Regions from separate parts of the Homo sapiens genome. Here region 1 is linked to region 2. A link is a loop called in an ENCODE intact Hi-C map of the cell type or tissue named here. Cell type or tissue: dorsolateral prefrontal cortex. All regions are shown on one strand. Each heading gives the region's core, and the rest is flanking DNA. Links, peaks and the distances in the headings are about the cores only.

Region 1 (5,367 bases), core at 198-5,197, 100 kb before region 2:
GAGGACACTTTCACCCTAAAACACACAAGGCCCACAGGTTACTCAGAGACACAGATACCCCACCCAGGACATCTGTGCTGGAAGAGGACTGAGGAGTCAGCTCATCAAACACCTCCATTTTATAAATGAGAAGAGTGAGGCCCTGCAAGATCACTGACTAGTCAAGGCCACTCCAGGACTCAGACTTATTGGATGCCCGTTTCCAAAACTCTCCTTTCAGAGACTTCGTCTGCCTTCTATGAGAAGGACATGACCTCTGGTAGAGGCCCAGGCATTTCACTGTGAGCCAGGAGAGTTGGCCCACAGCTATGGACACAGGCAGAGTAACTGAACACCCAGCCAACGAACTTCAGAGGGACTAGGAGGAGGAGCATCTATAAAACCATCCCTTCAGCAGCCTGCCTCAGTGCATGAACTTCTGAAACAGGAGTTCCCTTATCCCCCACAGGACATGAGACAGGGGTGTGGCTCACTTCTTCAGTGCCCCATTGCTCAAACCCCTAGGGGGAGCAGGCAGAGGGCAGGTCGTGGGGAGCGTTTTTGGGCTCTGACCCCATGGCAGCATCTCGGGTTGAGGGTTTACAGCTCCTGAAGCCCCAGTGGGTGTGTTACAGTGCGCTTCTTCAGTTTTGCCATCTGCAGGCTATTTGTGTTAATCAGCTCAGTTAGACCCTCTGCCTTATCGTGAGGATAGAGGGCTTTCTGTATTCCAGGTTCTTGTCTTAGTGTACTGGAAAAATCAGATCACACATGGGCTTGGAGGATGGATGCAAGGTTTTACAGAGTGGAGGTAGCTCTCAGAGAGGTGGATGGGGAGGCCAGAAGGGGGATGGAGTGGGAAGGTGGTCTTCCCTCCGAGTCGGGCCGCCCAGCGGCCGGTCTCTCCTCCTACCGAGTTCCCCTTGGCATCCGCATCGTTCCGCAGTCCATGGCCTGCCAATGTCTCCTGGTATGTTCTTTTGCTGGTGTGTTCCTCTCGACGTTCAGCTACTTGTGTGCGTGCCCGCTAGGGTCTCGGGGTTTTTACAGCCACAGGATGGGGTGCATGGCAGGCCAGAGTGGTCTTGGAAAATGCAACATTTGGGTGAAAAAAACTCAGGAGTTCCTATCCTCACTTAGGTCCATGGGCACGAGCTCGAGGGTGGCACCCTCGCCAGGGACCCCGCCCATCTCTACCCAGCACTTCCCTGCCCCCCACCTGCATCACTTCCACTATTAGGTATCCAGTTCCATGGATTATGGCATGAAGGACTATGGTCCAAATGTAAAAAGACCACACAGGATCACTGATATCGGGAGCAATTCGTAGCCATCAATACCCTGAGTAACTTAATCAAATGATCACTGGCAGAGGGGAGGACGCTAAAGAGACGGAACACAGAACAGGTGTGTTTTAACAAAAAGAAAAGGGAAGAAGGTGGTACCTGGCCTGAAACAGGGCTCTGACTAAGGAATGCTTAGTCTAAGCTCTGACTCCTCACTCTGGAGGCTAGCCTTGGAAACCTGGGACCCAGAGGAAGGGAAAAGTGATGAAGATATATGGATAGAGAAACATACTGCACCAAGTAGTGAAAACCGATGCAAGCTAGCTTAGTATTACATTTTTAAAATTTTTAAAGAATGTATTGGCTTGTGAAACCCAAAGGTCGGAAGGCGCTCTGGCCTCAGGCCCAGCCGTTTCTCTTACCTGCCTGGCTCTGATTTGCCCTGGGCTGGCTGCATTCTCCTCAAGGACAGCAAGCACAGTCCAGAGCTGCCCCAGGCTCACGGGCCAGCGGCTTGGCCCCTCCCAGCCTAAGGAGAGCTCCTTCTTTCCGAAGTGCAAGGCTGGCCTCTGACTGGCCATCCTAAGATCATGTGCCCTGCTTTAACTAATCCTTGTGCTCTGATTGGCCAGGTCTAGATCACGAGCTTTCTAGAGCGCCATTAGACTGACAACCACAACTTTCAATAAGGAGGCTGGTTTCGTCAGATCAGAGCCAATCACACTCCTACCTCCGAAGCTGCCGCACAGTGGGGGTCGCGGGAGGCCAGCCACTCTCTCAGGTGCTCCAGGGCCTTGGCCCTCATGGAAGGGTGGGGACTGCTGGAGGGAACCCAGGCCCTCCAACGCTGAACAATACTGTTTCCTCTGGAAGGGAGCTGTCAAAAACGCCATCTCAACTCGCGTCATTCTCTAGTTGTCTGTTATGTGCCGACCGCCTCCTCCCGTGTGAATTTTAGCTCTGTGAAGTCAGAGACTCCGAATGTTTTCTTGCTTGCGGAATCCCCAGCACTTGGCACACGGTACAGGCTCAGTAAATGTGTACGTGTGCACGACTGAAGCCTAGAGTGCGCCTGGGGATGCCCTGTGAGTCTCACGTCTGCTCAGGGTGGCATTCCCACTGCCCTCCGGGGCCCAGAGACAAGCTCGGAGCAACGGCGAGCAGTCACCCCTTCCCCTGGGCCACCTGCGCACACGGGAAACGTGCCAGGAGTAGCGCCTGCCTCTCCGTCTGTAGGTACTGCGGGGTCCTGCATTCCCTACCCCTGCAAAGGCCTGCTGACGCTTTGCTGAGGTTAAGCCGTGGAGGTGTGATGCCCCTAAACCGGAGAATAGCTGAGGGCAGCTGCACGTGAGGGGTTAAGGGCCTGTGTGGGTGTGCGTGAGGGCAGTAGAAGGCCAGAGCAAGGATTCTGGGAGCTGCATGGAAGGAGGTTCTGCTGGTGCGAGGAGAGAGCAGAACAGGAAGGGGAAATGGCAAATGGCCTAAGCAACGCTCTGCTCCCAGATCGTTCACTCCCTCTGTCTCTGGGAGGCAACAAGGGGATGAGGAAAGGTTGCTGCCGTTGTCTTCTTTTCTGCACAGTCACCTGTAATCAAGGGCTCCATCAGACTTCCTGTCCCTGCGTGGTAGCTGCTTGACACAGTGAGAACCTCAGCTCCAGACTGGAGTTGCCTAGCAACTCGGAATCCTGAAAAGAAAGCAAGAAAATAGAGGAGCCAGACAGAAAGGGCAGAGGGAAGTGGGCCTGGCAGAGGAAGGAATTAATCAGGAACAAACAGCCTTAAGCACAGGCTCAAAGCACAGGGCAGCTTCACAAGTCCTTAGGACCTCTCCACCCCAGCCTCTTGCTGGCTTCTCACCCTCTATTAGGTGCCTGCCAGTCTCCACTGGGGATACTTCCTGTCAAACTGCTTACCTCCCTTTAAAATGCAAATCATCTGGAGAGGGTTGTCCCATTTCGGTGTGGGAAGAGCTTATCAGACCCTTTGGGGAGGAGAGAAGAGGAAATGGGAAATGCTTCTAATCCCATTCTAATCCATCCTGTGTGTTTTACTCTATTCTATAGCAATTTGGTCCGTTTCATTCTTCTCCATTCTAAGTCTGTCCACTGGTGCAGGGCAAAGATGTCAGACTTGGGTGTTTGGCAGCCACCTGTGTGGCACTCAGTGAGCTGCTTACTTTAGGGAGCCTCTCAGTTCTGTCCAAAATAATCCCAAGTCATGGATTGTTGTGAAACCCATTAAGCAAAATCCTGCAATTGAGAATATCTGGCACAATATTTGACACGTAGATGGCACACAGTACATGCTAGTTTCCCCTACTGAAGAGTGGAGTCATAATGTCATAGTCATTGGGACCCCTGGGGTCTGTGTAGCCCTCCCACTTTGGTGCAAATTAACCAGAATCTAAATTTTGGAGGTGAAATTTAGTCTTGGAACCCAAAAGTGACTTCAGTCCTTGCTCTTAAGGAACACTCTGTGGGCAAGGCTGAACCCCAGCTGCCAGGAGAGTCAGAGAATAGGCAGTGGCACAATGTTCTCTCCTGAATTAATCAGTTGTTCCATTGTCTTTATTTTTCCAGCACCACTGGGACTATTCTTGCATCGGTTGCCTTTGATGGGTCCTTTCGGTGAACCTATGGTGGTGCTTCTGGTGCATCTCGCTGTCATCATGGCTGCAGGAGTCAGGGCTGGGGTTAAGAATTTGTCTGGAATTGGGTTTGCCATTTTCCAGGTTGGGGGTCAGGCCTCTGGACAAAACCAGGGCTTAAAATTTCACTGGCAAATGGAATTAATGTACAAACTAACAACGTTGTGTTTATCCAACCATCTATCCTGTACTTACTGAGTTGGGCCTAGCACTGCACTAAATGGAGAGATCACATGGAAGAGAGGATGCAGCCAGAAACAGCCTGAGTTTTCTGCCCAATAAGAGAACACTGGAGAATAGCACATTATTCAAATTCAAACAGAACAATTCCTTTTGTCAGGGCAGGAATAGTGCAGAGGAAATGGAGATGGCCTGGTCAAGACAGAGGTCTCCTGAGGCAGAGGGAACTTTTTGAAGCTCCTCTTCCTTACCCAAACTGGTGAAAACAGTTTGCAAAAGGTAATATGATCTTTTCTAACTTCCACATTTCTGGACCCAGCTGAACCCTGGAAAACAAGCATACCTAAGAATAGAAAGAAAAGGTACAGGCAAGCAAGGACCCCCAAAGCTTGAAGTATAATTAGAGCTGGTGGAGAATTAACAGGAGAGGAAAGAAGAGGGAACACGAATGCCCCAGTGTCATTTCTACAACTACCTGTGTGGGTGTTTGATGAACAGTGTCATACAGCATCTTGGCCTTGAGTCTTCATTTATTCACTGGTCTCAAGTTAGAGCAGTTCTGTCCTCTATGTTGCCAAGGCATGTGTGATTTTTGAGTGTTCATGTGTGCCTGCATGCATGATGTGTTGGGGTGGACATCTGTGTGCTTGTTAAGGGAATGAAGGGACATCTACAGTGCAGGCAGGTAGAGTCTGAATTGTGTGGATGTGTAATATTGTGTGGATTCATGATGGAAAACACCCTGATATTAAAACAAGAACTGGCTTGAAAGCCAGAAGTTTCTGGGACCTTTAGAAATGTCCAACAGTTTTGTTTCTTTTGGTGCTTCTGTCCAACTGTATTCCTGAGACAAGTCTTTAAGCAGAGAGATGGTCTGAGATAAGAGCTTTTCTGAGCTGCCCAGAGTCGTCCTGGTGATTATCAGAGCTACCCACACCATGGCTGTGGTTAGATTCCATATTTACCTCAAGTGGGATGGTCTCATCTATCCATGGGTGACCTACTTTCAGGGCAAGGCAGAAAACAAGGGCATCAGAAGTTGGCTCTCTGATGGTTAATTCCTAAGGAAAGATGCTGCCAAGGGGAGGAACCCTGTGGGCCATCCCTCCCTGCCCTTTATTTCTGTCCTACTCAGGAAGTTTCTTAATACCCCCAGTGTATGGCTTTTCATGTCCATTCTTGGCCTTTGTCTGTGCTATGCCCTCCACCAGGAATGTTCTCCTCTGTCCTTCTCTGTCTGTCCAAACCTCTGCATCCTGCTAGGCTCACA
Region 2 (5,367 bases), core at 235-5,234:
TGGGTAGCTCAGTTAGACAGGACTTAGTGTCCTGGGGCAGGAGCTGGGAGGGAGGACATTTCGCCATATATCTGTCAGAAAGATGAGAGGTAAGGGTTGTGCCACCTGCTAAGGTGAGATAACCCAAATCCAAAATAAGCCATCATCAGGTGGGAGAAGGGGGAGGGTGGGGATCTCTAAGGAAGGAGCAGCTCTCCACAGCTTTGAGTCCACGGATGAAGAGACACCAGGAGGGGCCGTGGTGCACAGGGCAGGGGAGCAGTCCTGGAGGGAACTGGCACTGCACAGAATGGAGGAGTCTTCATGGCATCTGAAATAGCCAGTGCCCCCTTTCATTAACAAGCCCACTCCCTGGCTCACTCCTGCCCAACGATTGCTATTATTTATGTATTGACTATTATTAATAATAACATGAGTAATTAACCCCCTGTGAATAATTTACTTGGACCTAGGGGTGCCTTGGGTGGTGGCAGGAAGAGGAGGGTGAACTTCAGTGACTCTCCCCTGAGCAGTTCCCTTCTTTTCCAGCTGCCCTTAGCTGGCCCCTTTCCCTTTCCGATGTCCGGGCTTTGCTTTCAGGGGTTGAGAGGCAAGGAGAGAAAAACAGACCTCGAGCAGGAATTTACTCTCCTAAACTCCCCTGTGATAGCAGAAAATACATGCCACTCAGCTGTAGGATCCTGGGTGCCATGCACCAGCACCACAGGATGATGTTGGAAGAGATATCTTGGACAGAGTTAATAGCCACTGCTGATGTGTCCTAGGGGACCAGAAGGAGGAGGTCTCAACCTGGTATGGACACACACATATATGCAGTGTGGATACACGCAGGGTCCGTGCAGAGACCCACGCTGCATCCACACAAGCAGGCACACACGGCCAAACCACACACACAAACTCTCCAAGTGCTTAGCAGGGACTTGCCCCCCTTATCAGGGCACTTCAAAGGCACACCAAATACACAACCACCACATGGCAAAGGCTCTATATGTGAGTTTCTGTTCGAGTCATCTACTTGGTCGATTCTTAGACCAGCATACAACACCGGATAACGTAAACCCGGTAAACCAAGTGACGAATTAACCATACTTACACCCGATTCCGGCAAGCAAAGGCAGGAGAAGCTAAAATGAAAGGATGAAGTTCCACAGTTCTAAAAATCATACTTGCTCTTTGGTTTGGGCCCGGGATCCTCAGAGAGAGGCGTCCTGAGCGGACTCGGGGCCTGGGGCTGCGAACCTCGGGCCTCCGGGCCTCCTCCGGCGCTGGAGAGCTCCGTATTGTGCTTGTACCAAATGGGGTTGGCCTGGGTTTGCAGGCAGCTGGGGTCTCATTTCTTTAATTAAAATTGCAGACATATCCTCTAGTAACGTAATGTAATCCGAGGGCAAGAAAAGAGAAACCCTGAAACCCGAAAGTGGCTAGCCGAGGGCCGGCGGGGGTTAGGCCAGCCGCTCAGCCCCGCCGCCCCAGCTCCCCAGCCCCGCAGCCCGCGGGGGAGCGGGCGCGTTATTTCAATTTGCCAGGCTTCTGAAGCGAAGAGGCTGCCCTGAAAAAGCAAACATGAGAGAGGACGGGGTGCAGGTAAATATCATTAACGTGAAAATCTGCTACCCCAGCCAAGTTCACCACCAGTATTCACCCCTACAGGCGGGGCCGCTCGGACCCTGCTCCCGGCTCCGCGCCTGCCACTCCCTTTCCCGCGCAGCCGAGATGCCAGCCCCAGTGGGCCTGGCGGGGAGTCCGGCGGGGTCCGGACCGGGCGGCTCGACCCCCGGTCCCCACGGCAGGAACGACTCAGCCTCGCACCTCGGGAGCTGTAGGTGCCGAAAACGAAACCCGCGGGGGCAGCGCACGCCGCGCGAGTCTCGGTCCGGCGGCAACCCAGATAGCGATTCAGGGGCTTTATTCTTTTGATGGTGATTAAAAAAATATATTCTATTTGAACCCGTAAAGCAGACGAGGGCAAATCAAGCCATCCCCCGCGCTGGCTCACCGGCCACCGCGCCCAGCGCCTTCCTCCCCCTCCGGCGGGCGAGCGGGCAGGGGCGCCCGACTCCTACCTTCCTCCCGCCAGCCACCGGGGGACCAGCCGCGCTCTCCGGGGCGGGGGAGGCCGCCCGGGACGGGGACCCCCACCTTCCGCCTTCGGAAGCGGGTTGGGGCGGGGGTCGGACCCCGAGTCTCTACTCCCCGTCCCTCTGCCCCCCGGCGCGGCCCGACAGCTCCCAGCCCCATCCTGGCAGGTGGCTTGGGTGGCGGTAGATGCCGGGCGGGAGGAAGATGTGGGGCTGCTCTGGCAGGTTGGGGGTGCGAGGAGGAAAAAAAAACAGAGAAAGACACACACAGAGAGACAGGGAGAGAGCGCGCGCGAGAGAGCTCTTGTCTATAGATTTATCCACATAATATATATTTATGTAGCTTTTTTTCTCTCGACACTGATGAATGCGCGCTCGGATCCCCGGGCGGACTCCCTCCAAGCCGGCTCGCTTTTCTAGTCTAAATAAATAAATAAAGCCAGATGGAAGAAAAAAGCGCCCATTCCACCTCCGCCGCCGCCCCGCCCGCCATCCCTGCCTTTGCTTCGCCCGCCTGGCGCCCTAATAGAGCATAGCTTGGTGGATAAAGCCCCCCTACATACCCACACGAAAATAAAAATCACTATTTTTAAAATACAAAAAGTTGCACCTGCTGCTATTACAAAAAGAACCCCCAAAAGGCAAAGAGAGGAGGCCGGCTGCCCGGCTCCTCACGGACACCCGCTCCCCGCGGCCGCCGGGCCCGGAATCTCAGCGCCTCCCGAAGAGCCATGCGCCTGGCGCTATTTATAGCCGGGGGCCGTCTCGGACTGTACCATCGCCACGGCGCGGGGCCGCCGACGGGGGAGGCGCGGTGGCCGCCGCCCCACGCCGCCCTGCCCCCGGCCGCCGCCCGCCGTGGCGCGGGCCCCCACAGCGCGCCCATTCCCGGCCCCCCGCGCCCTCCTCCGCGCGCGCACACTCGCCACCCCCACCCCTGGTCTGGCTGGGAACTTGAACCGGTCCAGCCTGTTTAAACGGAAAGGACAGAGATCCTGTCTGTTCAATGTAAAAAAAAAAAAAAAAAAAAAAAAAAGAAAAAAAGAAAAAAAAAATCAGATCAGACCGAGAGAGAGAGGAGAGAGGGAGAGAGAGAGGGAGAGAGAGAGGGAGAGAGAGAGGAGAGGGAGGGAGGGAGAGAGAGAGGGGGGAGAGCAGAGAGAGAGCGCGAGCGCGAGCGAGCGAGAGAAGAGGAGAAAGAGAGAGAGCAGAGAGCGAGCGGAGAGCGAGGTGTAGAGAAACCGAGGGGGAGAGAACCCGAGTGTGTGTATGCGTGTGCGTGTGTGAGCGCGAGCGAGCGAGAGAGAGGAGCGAGAGAGTGTGAGCGAGAAAGAATAAAAGGAAAGAAGATTTTCTCTATGTATATAAAGATGGCCACGTTAGCAAACGGACAGGCTGACAACGCAAGCCTCAGTACCAACGGGCTCGGCAGCAGCCCGGGCAGTGCCGGGCACATGAACGGATTAAGCCACAGCCCGGGGAACCCGTCGACCATTCCCATGAAGGACCACGATGCCATCAAGCTGTTCATTGGGCAGATCCCCCGCAACCTGGATGAGAAGGACCTCAAGCCCCTCTTCGAGGAGTTTGGCAAAATCTACGAGCTTACGGTTCTGAAGGACAGGTTCACAGGCATGCACAAAGGTGAGTACACCTTTCCCTCCCAACTTTGCCGGGGAGCAGGAGCGGGCTGGCGGGCCGACCGGCCGGCCGGCGACTGACGAGCGGCGGACTAAGCGAGAGGAAGCCTCGGGCGGGCGCGGTGGAGGGAGGCGCTCGGGCAGCGGAGACCAGAGCTGGGGTGCGTGGGGAGCTGTTCGCTGGGGCAAGACTGGGTTTTGGGCGAGGTGCTGATAGGAACGATGCCATGGAGAGAGCAGCGGGCGCCGATGAAGAGAAAGAGAGAGGGGATCGAGGAGACGGGGCTTGGATTTTTGGGTACAGCGACCTGAAAGATGGGGATGGGGAAGGCTGCACCGGTCGAGCCCAGGACGCTGAGCGGACGGACTCGCGGGCTCCTGGCCGGCCGAGGACCGAGGGTGCTGTCCATCGCCGTGGTGCTGAAAATACTAAAGGAGGTGGTCTCCTCATCCTTTGCTCCGGGCTAGAGTAGCAGGAGCGCAGCCGTCTAAAAGGGAGAGAGGTGACAAATTCAAAGAGAAATTTTTATTTAAATGTAACAGTAAACTCTCCCTGTCGAGCTGTGTGCCTCAATAATCTGATTGTGGTGTGAATGGTGGTGTGTGTTGGGGGTGGGGGGGTTGGATGTTTGAAGGAACCAGTGATAAAACCTAAGGCAAGAATTAGCAAGGAACCAGCCATCCCCTGGGTGGAGTGGGGGGTCTGGCAAGCCTGGATAGTCCCCTTCCCAGGAAAGCGGGGCTTTGGGAAAAAAATATGTGTGTGCGAGATTTGCATTTTGAAAGGTGTACCCTAATTTATCCCAAACTCACCATGCAGAGAGCTTTATAGTACATTATTTCTCCCTTGAAGCGATCATTGCCAGTGAGTGCTTGGGGGAGGGGGAGACAGAATAATCAAAGAATTAAAACACAGCAACTTTTTAGGAAAGTGGTCATGGGAATTGTCCGCAGCCTGCCTGTTTTCTCCTTGTTTTATTATCTTTAAAGCAGAGCCCCAAACGTGTTCAGTTGTAGAATGTGTGTGGGTGGCTGGTGGGTGACGAAATTAGCCCAGTGCTCCGCTTCCTAACAGTAATATATAGGATGTGCAGCGGGAATGAATCGGTGCTGGATCTATGTGGGCAAGTTAAATGCTTTCTGAGAGAGATTGATCGCCAGGCAGGGAAGGAGCACGGGGCTAAGGAAGTTGTAGGGGATGTGTATGGATGTTCCGTTTTTAATAAACAGTAGTGTGGAGAGCCGCCGAAGATGCTGTTACAGCTGGTGGTTTTAAAGATGAAAACACACGCACACCCACCCCCACATAGAGAGCAGCCTCATCCTTGGCCACAAATGGGCTATGGACACAGCTGATCCTCCAGCACATTAGGTGCAGAGCGCAGAGCTGTCTGGCTCTCTAAGCAGCAGCGATTTTCACTATCACAACCACCCTCTTTCTCCAGCCCTCCCTTCGTTCGAATACTAAACAGAGCTCCAAACTCTTCATAGTTGGAGTCCCAGAGAGCAGTTTTTATTGGCTTTAGTATCTTCCAGCTTGCCTGCTGAGGAGTAAATCTTAAAGTTAATGGCATGTTGAGTAACACAAAAACACAGCAGAATGGAAATATACTGGGTTTGTTGGGGTGGGGTGAGGGTGGGGGCTGTAA

What was found. Hi-C counts contacts between places; a loop is a spot of excess contacts. Peaks named below come from ENCODE experiments on the same cell type or tissue, not always from the same donor. Only the 100,000 strongest peaks of a DNase experiment are listed, where the experiment ranks them.
Region 1: a loop joins it to region 2, with 3 times the contacts of the local background. A loop is called at or near these places in 2 of 110 quality-filtered maps.

Annotation. Positions count from the first base shown.
Region 1 is chr18:37,666,853-37,672,219 of GRCh38, reverse strand. No RefSeq gene overlaps it. Among named protein-coding and RNA genes, the nearest start is that of MIR4318, 12 kb to the right of the region's middle. RefSeq lists enhancers at 1,608-2,562, 2,563-3,519. In dorsolateral prefrontal cortex, for the core only: no CTCF peak of the experiment used is centred there; a DNase peak (open chromatin) is centred at 2,915; H3K27ac peaks cover 1,615 bases.
Region 2 is chr18:37,563,711-37,569,077 of GRCh38, reverse strand. It overlaps CELF4 (CUGBP Elav-like family member 4), which reads left to right and starts at 3,280. Exons shown (of 13, transcript NM_020180.4): 1 at 3,280-3,722. The coding sequence starts at 3,437. It overlaps LOC124904288 (a long non-coding RNA gene), which reads right to left and starts at 2,801. Exons shown (of 2, transcript XR_007066345.1): 1 at 2,689-2,801; 2 at 2,390-2,499. RefSeq lists an enhancer at 3,233-3,736. In dorsolateral prefrontal cortex, for the core only: no CTCF peak of the experiment used is centred there; DNase peaks (open chromatin) are centred at 2,507, 2,817, 3,277, 4,117 and 2 weaker places; H3K4me3 peaks cover 5,000 bases; H3K27ac peaks cover 4,523 bases.